2 separate regions of the Homo sapiens genome follow, and region 1 is linked to region 2. A link is a contact called in ENCODE Hi-C or POLR2A ChIA-PET data. All regions are on one chromosome and are shown on one strand. Each heading gives the region's core, a stretch centred on a gene start or an enhancer-like site at or near the end of the contact. The rest is flanking DNA. Distances are from core to core; before and after follow the strand shown. Region 1 holds the start of IGSF3 (immunoglobulin superfamily member 3). Region 2 has its middle 61 kb from the start of CD2.

Region 1 (6,131 bases), core at 3,632-6,131, 150 kb after region 2:
AGATGGTGGGGGCTGGGCGCTGTGGCTCACACCTGTAATCCCAGCACTTTGGGAGGCCGAGGTGGGTGGATCACCTGAGGTCAGGAGTTCGAGACCAGCCTGACCAACACGGTGAAACCCCATCTCTACTAAAAATACAAAAAAAAATTAGCCAGGCATGGTGGTGAGTGCCTGTAATCCCAGCTATTCAGGAGGCTGAGGCAGGAGAATCACTTGAACCCGGGAGGTGGAGATTGCAGTGAGCCGAGATTGCACCACTGGACTCCAGTCTGGGTGACAGAGTGAGACTCCGTCTCAAAAAAAAAAAAAAAAAAGACAGATGGTGTCCTGTGTAAATTATTCCTAGTCTTCGGCTCTGGGGATCCTTGCCTGTGTAGGAGGGTAATCACCCAGAAGAAAGCTGGCTCTCGGGAGAATTGTTGAGTGGGACACTTTTAGCTCCAACTTGGCTGTTTTGTGAGGTAGGGAGGTTTGCTCTTTTCATTTGGCATTTTGAAGTACATTAAGTACAATTAACATCAGTTGCTTGTGAGTACACAGTATCAGCCTATCCTTAGACAAAATGCCTTGGCTTCAATCTTCTTTCAAGTGATGAAGGATAACTTGGCTAACACCCTTCATTTTTTTCCCCTTAAAACATGTAACTCTATGCCATTTGTGGTTTTATATTAGCCTTTTGGTTATAGCTATTGGTAGGTCTAGAAACCTCAAACTGATATAACCACTTGGCCATATCTTATCCACGAAAAAATTTTGTGTTGGCCCCCCCAAAGTGTTTAATTAGTTAATTAATTAGTTAATTTGTTTGCCCTCTCAACCCAGCTTTTCCTCACTCTAGGAAGAACTAGAAAGAGAGGGATTAATTTATTTTTGAAACACTAGTTTCCAATGAGCAAAATTAAGAATAATTTTTTTTTAATGTGGATTTCCTGATTCTCTTAAAAAGTAGGAAAATCAGGCAACACCACACCTTCCTTCCCAGCAGCAACACTTTGCTGAAGCTGTGCGTGCTCTTTCAGGCTGTGCTCTGGGTGCACAGGCCCCAGTACTCCCTGGCACTGTGCTTCAGCTCGGCTTCTGCAGGCTTCTGCATTTAACTCCCTGATGGACAAGATCAAGGAGTCTTCCAAAATGTCCAAAATAAACAACTGATTCCAGGCCGGTGCAGTAGAGGTTTCAAAATTCAAATGCAGAATGTTTTGAAGCAAGCTGGAATGTTCAGCCCGGGCACCAGACATTGCTGACTGGGGACTTCGGTGCACTCCTCTCCTTTGACATCTCTCCTTCCCTTAGGACTCTCTCTTTCTCTCTCTCTCTCTCTCTTTCTTTCTTTCTTTCTCTCTCTCTTTCTTTCTTTTCTTTCTTTCTCCTTCCTTCCTTCCTTCCTTCCTTCCTTCCTTCCTTCCTTCCTTCCTTCCTTCCTTCTCTCCCTCCCTCCCTTCCTTCCTTCCTTTCTTTCTCTCTGTCTTTCTTTCTGACAGAGTTTCGCTCTTGTTGCCCAGGCTGGAGCTTGTTGCCCAGGCTGGAGTGCAATGGCACGATCTTGGCTCACTGCAACCTCTTCCTCCCGGGTTCAAGAGACTCTCCTGCCTCAGCCTCCTGAGTAGCTGGGATTACAGGCATGCACCACCATGGCCGGCTAATTTTTTGTATTTTTAGTACAGACAGGGTTTCTCTATGTTGGTCAGGCTGGTCTTGAACTCCCAATCTCAGGTGATCTGCCCACCTCAGCTACCCAAAGTGCTGGGATTATAGGGGTGAGCCACTGTACCCAGCCTCCAATTCACTTCTCTGCCTGCTGATGAACTCCTGAAGGGGCCACCATCACATCACTGTTCAGGACTCATTTAATCGTTTCTATGTCTGGAGGGCAGAGGCATTCTTTTAAATTATACTTTTGTCTCCCCATCCAACACTTTGCACAGTTCTTTGCATATCGTAGATGTGGAAATTAGAAAGAATGCCATGCTGGGAATCAGCCATAACACATCTGGGTGGTGATGGAAGTCAAGGGTTGAAAGATCATCCAGAAGGATGCAAGGGGCCAAGTAGTATGAAGAGGGGCAGGTTGAGATTGAAAGAACGAGTAATAGAGAAGGGATAATTGAGTATAGGGGTTCAAGGATGAAGGCCTAGGCAGAGGCCTCAGAAAGTACAGTCTTGCACCTTGATGGGGGTACACCTTGGTGGGGGTCAGAGAGTTCCAAAGCAGGCTGAGATGCCCCTTCTGGAAGATTCCTTGACTCTTCTCTTTCTCTCCCCCTCCATATTCAGTTCTTCAGAGAATTTCATTGACTCTGCTTTCTAAATGCTTTCAGACTCCACCCATTTCCACAACCTGCATCAGCACCACCCTAGTTTAAGCTGTGATCATCTCTCACCTGCGCAATGGAAAGAACCTCCCATCCAGTGTCCCTTGTCCACCCCTACCATCTGATGCTCTATTCTTACCCAGCAGCCAGAGTGAGCCAAGCTCCTCAGGTTAGAAGGTCCTACTAGATTTGGCCTCTTTGACCTCTCTGATCACATTCCTCCTTCTCCTTCTGTTTTATGCCATTTCAGACACACTAACACACCTTTAATTTTCTGAACATGTTATGGGGCTTTGCACTTGCTGTTCCCTGCACTTGGAATCTTCTTACTCCAGAAATCTCCAGCGCTCACACACTCCCTGTAATCAGGTCTCGCTCAAATGTCACTTCCTCTGAGGGGTCTTTTCTGACCACCTCACCTAGCAAAGAGTCCTTCTTCCCACTGGAACCCCCAAACATACACACTATTTCTTTTCCTTTCTGTTTTTTATTTGTTTGTTTGTTTGTTTTGGAGATACTCTCGCTCTGTTGCCCAGGCTGGACTGCAGTGGTGTGATCTCAGCTCGTTGCAACCTCTGCCTCCCAGGTTCAAGCGATTCTCATGCCTCAGCCTCCCAAGTAGCTGGGACCACAAGTGTGCACCACCACGGCTGGCTAATTTTTGTATTTTTTGTAGAGACAGGGTTTCGCCATGTTGGCCAGGCTGGTCTCGAACTCCTGACATCAAGTGATCCCCCTGCCTTGGCCTCCCAAGGTGCTGGGATTATAGGCATGAGCCACTGTGCCCGCCCACACATTTCTATACTCCACTTTTCTTCAGAACACGTTACATTATATTATATACTTGTTTCATTGTCTGTGTTTCCCACCAGAATGTAAGCTTCATGAGAGCAGAGACTTTTCTTAACACGTAGTAGGTGCTCAATAAATAAATGAAGGAGTCTAGCAAATGGGAACTGAGAGCTGCCAGAGTCACGGGTGTCTCTGGGAAAGAGGTAATAATTAACACACAAGGAAAGATTCCTGGTTGGGCACAGTAGCTCATGCCTGTAATCTCTGCACTTTGGGAGGCTGAGGCGGGCAGATCACCAGGTCAGGAGTTCAACACCAGGCTGCCCAACATGGTGAAACACTGTCTCTACTAAAAGTACAAAAATTATCCGGGTGTGGTGGTGCACGCCTGTAGTCCCAGTGACTCAGGAGGCTGAGGCAGGAGAATCACTTGAACCCGGGAGGTGGAGGTTGCAGTGAGACAAGATTACACCACTGCATTCCAGCCTGGGTCACAGAGTGAGAACCTGTCTCTTAAAATAAAATGAAAAATAAAACGTATATCTGATAACCATAGTCCCTTACTCAACACCTTCAGTGGCTTCCCAATGGTCCCAACCCCTTAACACACCATACAATGCCCTCTAGGTTCTGGCACTCGATTTCTTCTCAGCTCATTTCTTGTCACTTCTCTCCTACAGTCAAGTTTGGGCCCAGCAGACTGTCCTGGTCCTCTAACTGGGCTCCTTTCTGGGCCTGCAGAGGTGCTGTTTCTTCAGTCTGCGATTCCTTACCTCCCCTCTGTCTCTTCCTCTGCTGCTGCCTTCTGTTCTTTGGCATTCAACCGAGTTTTCCTTTCCTCTGAGAAGCCTGGGACCTACCCCGACCAAAGCTCCCTCCTCCTTGCCCCTCCCCCAATAACACAGGGTTGGGGTCTCTGCATTTGCTTCCTCAACACTGTACTTTTCTTGTCATGTCTATTTTATGGTCTGTGTCCCCACTAGACTGCAAGTTGCATGAGGGCAGGGCGGTCTATTCTGCTTTGGTCGCCTCGTGACGGTGTCTACCCAGCAAGTTGTGTGTGTTGGGTAAGTAGTGAGAAAACGAAAAAGCACTTGCTTTACAGGGCGGTTGGTCATAAAATAATAATAGCTTATATTTACTGACCACTTGTGATGTATCAGGCACCATTCTAAATGCTTTACAAGTATGTCACAGATTTCTCCCATAACCCTCTTAAGTAAGGGTTATTTCCTCCACATAGCAGATGGGGAAATTGAGGCACAGAGAGGTTAAGTAACTTGCCAAGGGCCACAGCGAGGAAGTGGAGGAACCGGCGTTAGAACCCAGGCTGTTTCCAGAGTCCAAATTCTATCCAAGAGTGAAGTGCAATATGGGGTTCCACTTCGTGAACAGATTCAAGTCTCCAAAGGGCTTTGTTTTTGTTTCCAGGAGGAAGGACGAGCTTCTGTGCCGCCGGCTTCCCAGGTTATGGGTGGCCAGCTGGGCTTTGGGAAGGGCCTGTACATCTCGCCGGCGGCCCCGGAGTCTGGGTGTGAAGCCCTGATTAACTTGCCGGGCTGCTCGGCCCACACGCCAGCCCTGCCCAGGTCCTCCGGTGCCCCGGGCCACCCTCATGCCCCCGCCAGGCCCGGGGCCGGGACTCGCGTCTCCAGGGGCGGGGCCGGGGGCGGGGCCGGGCCTCTCTTCGAGGCCGCCGCCCTGGCCCCGCGCTCGCCTCGCCGAGTGCGGCGGGCCGGGCTGGAGCTGGAGGGGCGGGGACTCGGGAGGGGCCGCAGCGCGGCTGCTGGTGCCGTTGCGGGAGAAGAGGAAGCGGCGCGTCCCCTGAGGCGTGCGCCTGGATGGACTGAAGGACGGTCCGACGCGCGCGGAGGGAGAGGGCCAGGGGCGAGGTCAGGCTCGGCGGGGGCGCGGGCGGCGCCCGGAGGGGGCCCCGGGGAGGGAGGCGGGGAGGCGTGGAGCGGGGAGCGGGGAGCGGGGAGTGGGGAGCGGGCCCGCGCCGGCTGAGCTCCGGGTCGGGCCCGAGACCCCTCCCCTGGCTGGGCGGGCGCGCTGCGAGCGCGCTCCGGCAGCTGAAAGCGGAGCTCCGGACTCCCTTCTTCCCCGGTTTCTTTTCTTTCCAATCAGCGAGATATAAACACCCTGCAAGGTAAAACAATAGCGGGGCCACCTGGGACGCGTCGCGCGCAGAGCTCCCACGGTTGGGGCGGGGGCCGGGAGTCGCGGCCCCACCGCGGAGCCCCTTCCCGATTTGCCCTGGCGGAGGGTGGGGCTACCTGCGGCGCCCGGGCTCGGTAGGAGGTGACGGGAATTCCCAGGAGTGAAGCATTTGGTGGAAGTATTTCAGGAACAATCGGGCTTCCCACTGTTGCCCTGCTCTGGGCAGGGAAACTGAGGCGGAGGGAAAGACAGAGACTTGCCCAAGGTCAGAATGCAGAGGTTGACTGTCCTGGTCCAGGAACCGGACCCAGGTGTCCGGACCAGCTCAGCGCTCAGCCCCAGTGGGTTTTGCAGCTTTGCCTTTGATAAAAATCTCTGTTGTGTTTGTTTTAGAAATCTGCTCGCGCTGGGGTACCGCTTCAGGGCTGCCGAACGCCAACTTGCTTCGTGTGCCCTAGGCAGGCGTGGGGCAGGTGGCGCCTCCGTGACCTACCACCATGGATGGAAACGGACTTTTTGGTGAAGAAACCCAAACGGTTGATGCCAGGCAGGGTGATTTGGCCGTCAAAGGTTTTGACGAAACCTGCCCTGTTCTCTCTGGGGAATCCGAATGAGGGAGATCACAGACACCTTCACTGAGAAGCCAAGGACATTTCTGTATAATCAGTGGATGAAAGGATTTTCTCAGACCCTTTTTTCCGTGCTTCTGGAGGATTAATCCACTACAGTCTGCAATTTCAGTGGAAACTGCAAGGCACACGATGTGGCAGGAGCCGGGAGCGACTTCCGAATTGTTGTGGACCCTTCCTGTAGCATAGGGGAGTTTTCACACTTGCCTCCACTCCTCCCCTTCCCCCCAACTCCCTC
Region 2 (6,427 bases), core at 1,243-3,742:
GTGGGAAAGTGGGGAGTCCAGTCTGCTAGGTGGTAGAGAGGACTCTAAGTTCTTATTTCTGGCTACCAGCTTGAGCCATTTGGGTGTGGGTGTAGTGTAGGACTGAAACTTGTATCAAGGGTGTCTGAGACCTGATTTTGATTTTGGTATGAGACAGTTAAACTTGTATTCAAAATGGATGCCGAGATAACCTAAAATGGTAAAAAGTCACTATTTTGCAGCATTTGGAAACCATAATCCCTTGGCAAAAAAACAAAATAATAATTTTATAAAGGAACACACAAAATAGCAGTGACCTTATGTAATAAGACATGACTGGCTTAGTAAGAACTGAGCTTAGACACCACTGGGAAGAGTTAAATGCCATTTTTTTCCCAACGTATCCGTGGGCACTTGGGCCTCCCTTCTGTCTTTGCATCATTAACTTATGTAGTTATGGGATTTATTAAGTAAAGGAGGATCTTCTTTTGGGAAAAGAGAATTAGGATCTTGACTTCTCCCGCCACTTGCCCCACTTTGAAGTTTAAGAACATAAATGTGTGTTGATGGACTGGGGTGGCTCTGATTGAGATCAGAGTGAAGGAGTTAACTATGGTACCTTCAAAAGGAGAGAGTCTGGACCCAGAAGCAACCTACTCCATCCAAGTAGGTCTTAGAGGAAATGAGTACAGTATATGCAAATAGAAAAAAATAGCCCCTTAACTGTGTAAAATGTAGGTGTTGAGGACTGACAGTCCTAAATTGGATTTGTGGTGGTGTGTCTTTTGGCATGTTGCCTACTTCTGTCTAAGTCTCATCTATGAAGAGGACATATAATAATAATATGCATAACTCCTAATATTTAAATGAGGAATAAATATGAAACAATTGATGTAAAGTACTGAGTGCTATATGTAGCACATAATAAATGCTCAACAAATGTTATATATAAAACTACTAATCACACATATATCACTAAAGAGCTGAATCACTTGGGATTTTGGCATTTTCAATATGGGACATTCCTAGATGACTTGAATACTGAGGTCTTTATTATATCTTGGAGGATTCATCTTCATCTGGGAGATCTGGTCAATTCTTGCAGCTGGCAGTGAAAACAAGAGAGTACTAGGAGAGTTAGAGAAAGGTGTCCAGCTGGGCTCCATCTCTGCAGCCCTGCAGAGCTTTGACGTGGTTGTCTAATCACCACCACCAGGTGTGAAATGGTGGAGTGGGAAGCCTAGGAGACCAGCAGGTGGGGCCATCCCAAGAAAGTGTGGGGAGGTCCCCAGATAGCCATGGAGTGCAGCCCCTCTAGTGTTGAGTGAGTTTCTGCTCTCCCAGCAGGGGGCAGCAAGTGACGAGGACAGCCATTTAACTCAGGGGAATCACAGTCACTTGGGAAGAGAAACCCTAGGTAAACAGCAAATTTCTTATTAATTTGTGATGTAGTGATTCAGAGTGATTTCAATATTAAAGTAAATGTGACTGTATTTTGCAGTCACATGCTGGCAGGGCCAGAGCCTGTGGGTAATAATAAACATATTATTGTCAATCAATGTTAACAAAAGACTTGGGCAAATCACAGCAGAATGAATGCAGATTGCAAAATAAACACATGAAAGTATTTCAGCCTCACCAGTACAAAAAATGTAAATTTAAACAAGGTAGCATTTTTAATCTGCCAAACTATCAAAACATTTTTAAAAATAATAACTTCTGACTAGTTTCGAAAAAATTTTATGCTTTGGATCCTGTTTGTACATCATCTTATTTAGTCCTAATAGTAGTAAGGACCAATCTCATTTTATGACTGAAGAAACAATCTCCAAGAACTTGAATGATATAAAGATGTCAATTTGAGGCCGGGCACGGTGGCTCACGCCTGTAATCCCAGCACTTTGGGAGGCCGAGGCGGATCCGCCTGAGGTTGGGAGTTTGAGACCAGCCTGGCCAGCATGGTGAAACCCCGTCTCTACTAAAGAAAAAAAAAAAAAAAGAAATTAGCCGGGCGTGGTGGCGGGCGCCTGTAATCCCAGCTACTCGGGAAGCTGAGGCGGGAGAATCGCTTGAACCTGGGAGGAGGAGGTTGCAGTGAGCTGAGATCTCGCCATTGCACTCCAGCCTGGGCAACAGGGCGAGACTCCGTCTCAAAAAAAAGATGTCAATTTGAATATACATGTTAACCTCTTCTTTATCCTGAGAAGCTACTGAAATGATAAATAATTATTTGTTGTTGAAGGCTGTCTTGTGTATCGCAGGACGCTTAGCAGCATCACTGGGCTTTACCCACTAGACACCAGTAGCAACCCCAACTCAGTTGTGGTAACCGAAAATTATCTGCAGTATGCCAGATGTTCCCTGGGGGACAAATTCACCATGAGTTGAGAATCACTGGGATATGGGCTATCTGAGAGTGAGAAATTTCAACAGAATTCTTGCAAACTGGTGTTTGAAAGAGTAGGCTGGAAGAAACCACAGCTTGATGTGCCCACAGAGCCACCGTAGGGTGCAGACAGGATGACAGCTGGCTGGCCCGCAGCACCTCAAGGCTCAGAAACTTCCGGCACCAAAAGGCAGAGTCAGAGAATTAAAAATTAGATTAATTAGAATTCTGTTTAGATAATAATTTGATTCCTGGTCCATCTTAAAACATGAGTATGAAGAACTTTGGCAGGAAGATCTTTAGGAAAATGGGAGACTTAAAAGAATACTTGATGTAATGGTGCCAAATGTGAACTATAAGGAGAACAATGCAAGAAGAAAAGCACAATTAAAAATGCCAGCCTAAAGAAAAAGAGACAGAGAAGTCAATGCATAATATTAATATACAACGTGTTGAATAATATTTGTGCAGTTACAACAATTATTATTTTGTTAATTATAACATAACAAATATATTAATGGTAATTATAACAAGATATTATTGTTATATTACTTAATAATTGTAGATTTATTATTGCTTTGCTTAAACACAGCGATATAAGTTTATTGGGAGGATGTGAGAAGAAAAGAGTGAGGAAGTGTGGAGTTGATGTAAATTAGCTAAGTCCTAATCTTTTGCAGCAGTAAATGAATAGATAATGTCTAAAATTTTGAAATTATGAAATAAACATATTATTGTAAATACCTAAAATAATCTAAAAACATTAAGAGTAGTGGCATCTGGGCTGTGAACAGGAGGGCAGAGCACGGTAGGCCAGGGGACTGGTGTCTTTTATTATGTCTTTTGAGAATACTGATTTTTAAAATAATCTATGTTATTTTGATAAAAAATTTATAATATCTAGAGCTGTTGAAACTGTAATGAGAGGAACACTCTCATTTGTTGCTAGTAGAAAAGAGTGTCTTGAAAGAACTTTTCTGAAAAATAGTGTAACAGCTTCTATCAAGAGCCTTAAAATATTCATAGCCTCCAGGAATGCATCCTTAGGAAAAAACTAGAAATGTGGGCCAAAACTTATATAAAAAGCTGAATATCATGTTATTTGTAACAGCAAAAAGTTGGAAACAACTTAAATATCCAGCAGTTGGGGAGTGGCCAAATGAATGGGTAGCTATACACCTTTAAATATGTGTACGAAGAACTTTATGTGGAGACAGGCTTACAAAATGAGAAGTAGAAAAAAAGCAGGGTATACAACTGCTTCAAAGTCCTTAACTGTGTTAAAACACGGATGTGCAGAAATAGAACTAGAAGGGAATGTACTACCATGTTAACACTGGCTATCTCTGGGATTTGGGTAAATTTTATTTTCTTCTCATTTTTTTCTCAGTTTTCTAATTTTTCATCAGTCAGTATGTATTAATTTTATAAGCAGAAAGAACATTAATGTTACTATTTTAAAAGAAAAAGTAATAATCTTGAGTACAAAATATTTTGCCACAAAACAAAACCTGTCGCTGTGTGGCCAAGGCCTGGAGGGTGAGGGGGGAAGGTTGCTGTTACCTTTTTCAGGCCTTCCTGGAACCCATAAAGGTTGATTTCCCACTTTACAGTCAGCTAGAGACTAGGACTGGAACAAAAGACTAATGGAGGGTTTCACTTTGCATAATTAGTTTAGTTCATCAAGGCCTTGGAACATGCATTCATTTTCACCCCCAGTCTAATGGAGGCAGTGACGTTTGTTGTCATTTTCATGTGTCTGAATCTGTGGAGCTGGAATTCTGAGACTCTTTCCTTAAGTTTCAGGTAGCAAAACAACAGATGACTGATGATGCTTTCTTTTATAGTGGTTTTGGCCAATAAGCGAGACTTAACAAGATATGGATAAAAAACTACAAATAAGACATTATTATTTGAGAGTCATTTTTGGGGGTTCTTTTCCTAATAAAATGTACTTTTTCACCAAAATGCCAAATCAAAAGATTCTATCACTTATTAATAGTACAAAATGGAACAGTGGTTCTTAGACTTCAGAGTTGTTAATCATCTGAGAAATGTGTTTAAGATGCAGAGTACTTAGCCCAATCCCCAAAGACTCTGATGCATACAGTCTAGGGTAAGCTCATGTTTTTGCATTTTCAACAAATACCATAAGTTGATTTTGATGCTTGTGTTTCTTGGACCAATCTTTGATAGTTATAGAGTAAGATTTGAAGAAGTCTGTACCCATGGAAGTAAATTAAATACCTTCCAAACTAAAAATGATTTGTTATTAATCACGGCTTAATCGAACTAGTTTTCTTTAATTTATGAATAAATACTTAAACTTTCAGTAAAAGATTGGTAGGTTAAACATGGGGAATTTAAGGAATAGTTATCTTTATCCCATCTGGAACTCCAATAAAATGACAATTTTTGTAAAAGTCATAAATCCACAAGAACAAAGAAAACATGAGAAAAGATGACCCTAGAAAAAGGATGTCAACAAAAGCTTGGAAGTCTTAAAGCGGGTAGACAAATGCTGAATGATATAGCAGCATGGAGGAAACTCCATGTGCAATAGGGGAAGCTATAATGGGAAGCCAATTTGCTCAAGTGAGCCTCATAGAGACTCACAGATTAGAGGCACCAGAAACTTAGGGATAAGAGGTGGAGATAAAAAGAGGAGCATCGATTCACAGTCCGTGTAAGCAGCAAACAGACCCCAGGTCCCTTCCTTCACCCCACTAGGAAACAAAAACTTATGCTTAAGAAATTGACAAAGAGACTCCAAACTCAGAGATAACAGGCCAAGGAAGGGTGAATGTGCCAGTTATCTGTTTATACTGGAGCTGGATCCTGTGAGGATTTTTCCCTTGCTGATTGGTTCAATGTTGGGCTTTGTTAATAGAATGTGTTTGATATAGTACAAAGGTTTGAAAATGGGGACCGAGTGAAAAAGTTTATATTTAAAGGTGACATCCAGTCTCCTTCCTTTCTCAATTCGCAGAACATTCGCTTCCAGAATTATATCTCCCAGGCAGAAGGATTCCTCTATGGAGAAACCAAGAGAAAAGACCTGACACTTTGAGGCTCCCCAGCAAAATGGCCAGGCTCCTACCTTATAGCACTGCAGTGAAGCCCATTGGATAGCAAGCTCCACCTGTGCACACAATCAGCTCTTTAGTTCCTTGTTGATAAATGTAAATGGATAACTAAGAATCACAAGGGATCTGAGGAAAGTGTTCGCCATGAAAGACAATTTTAGTAACAAAATTTTAGTAACAGAGAAGTGGAGCAGGGTGAATACCCTGGGCTTAGTATCATGTGAGACGTCAGAAGATGTTACATCCGTAAGACGAAACCAGAAAAATATAAAATAAACATTCAAAAAATTAAAAAATACTATGGGAAATGTAAAAATATCATGAAATAAAAATTCAGCAGAATATTGGAAAATGTTGAAGAAATCTTCAGAAAGTAACCAAAAAGATCAAGATATGAAAAAAAGCAGAAAAAATGCAAAACTTAGAGAATCAATGCAAGAAGTAAAACATTATACTAGTAGGCATTTTAGAAAAAGTTAACAGATAAAATGGAATAATAAATTTTTCAAGAAAGTAATACAAGAAAATCTTGACCTGAAAGATCTGAGTCTCCCAATTGAAAAGGACTTTCTGAGTTCCCAGAACTATAACACCAAGGCACATCATTGTGAAATTTTATAGTTGGAAAAAGAGAAGATCCTAAAATCAGAAATCCTATAGGCTAACAAGCAGCAAGCTCAGAATCTAGAGTAAAGTGGAGGAATGTCTTCACAATTCTAAGGAGAAATGATTGGCAAACTGGAATCGTATACCCAGCCAAACTGTCAATCAAGTGTAAGGGTAGTAGCATAAACACATTCCTAGATATGCAAGTCTCAAACATTTCACTCCCTTATAACATTTCTAGGAGGCCATTAGAGGATGTGCTCCATCAAATGAAGAAATGGCAGAATATGAGAGCTACAGAACAAGGCATTCAACACAGAAGCAAAGCAGAGATATTCCCAGGATGACACATTTATAGCAGAAGAGTCAG

Evidence for each region. A loop is a pair of places that touch in the nucleus more often than their neighbours do. ChIA-PET counts read pairs that join two places held with the same protein, here RNA polymerase II (POLR2A). Pooled maps may share reads with other maps.
Region 1: a pooled map shows a loop between it and region 2 (3-fold over the local background). The contact joins the promoter of IGSF3 here to the enhancer-like site in region 2. A Hi-C loop is called at or near these places in 8 of 50 pooled maps. POLR2A ChIA-PET finds 5 or more read pairs at or near these places in 2 of 52 experiments (activated CD4-positive, alpha-beta T cell and naive thymus-derived CD4-positive, alpha-beta T cell).

The regions. Positions count from the first base shown.
Region 1 is chr1:116,666,483-116,672,613 of GRCh38, reverse strand. It overlaps IGSF3 (immunoglobulin superfamily member 3), which reads left to right and starts at 4,881. Exons shown (of 11, transcript NM_001007237.3): 1 at 4,881-4,996; 2 at 5,658-6,131. It overlaps MIR320B1 (microRNA 320b-1), which reads right to left and starts at 868; the gene lies at 797-868. RefSeq lists a silencer at 4,647-5,036.
Region 2 is chr1:116,812,661-116,819,087 of GRCh38, reverse strand. No RefSeq gene overlaps it. Among named protein-coding and RNA genes, the nearest start is that of CD2, 61 kb to the right of the region's middle. RefSeq lists an enhancer at 1,147-1,441. Within about 2 kb of position 2,492, at least 3 of the 41 ENCODE cell types and tissues checked have a DNase peak (open chromatin) inside an H3K27ac peak, as active enhancers do.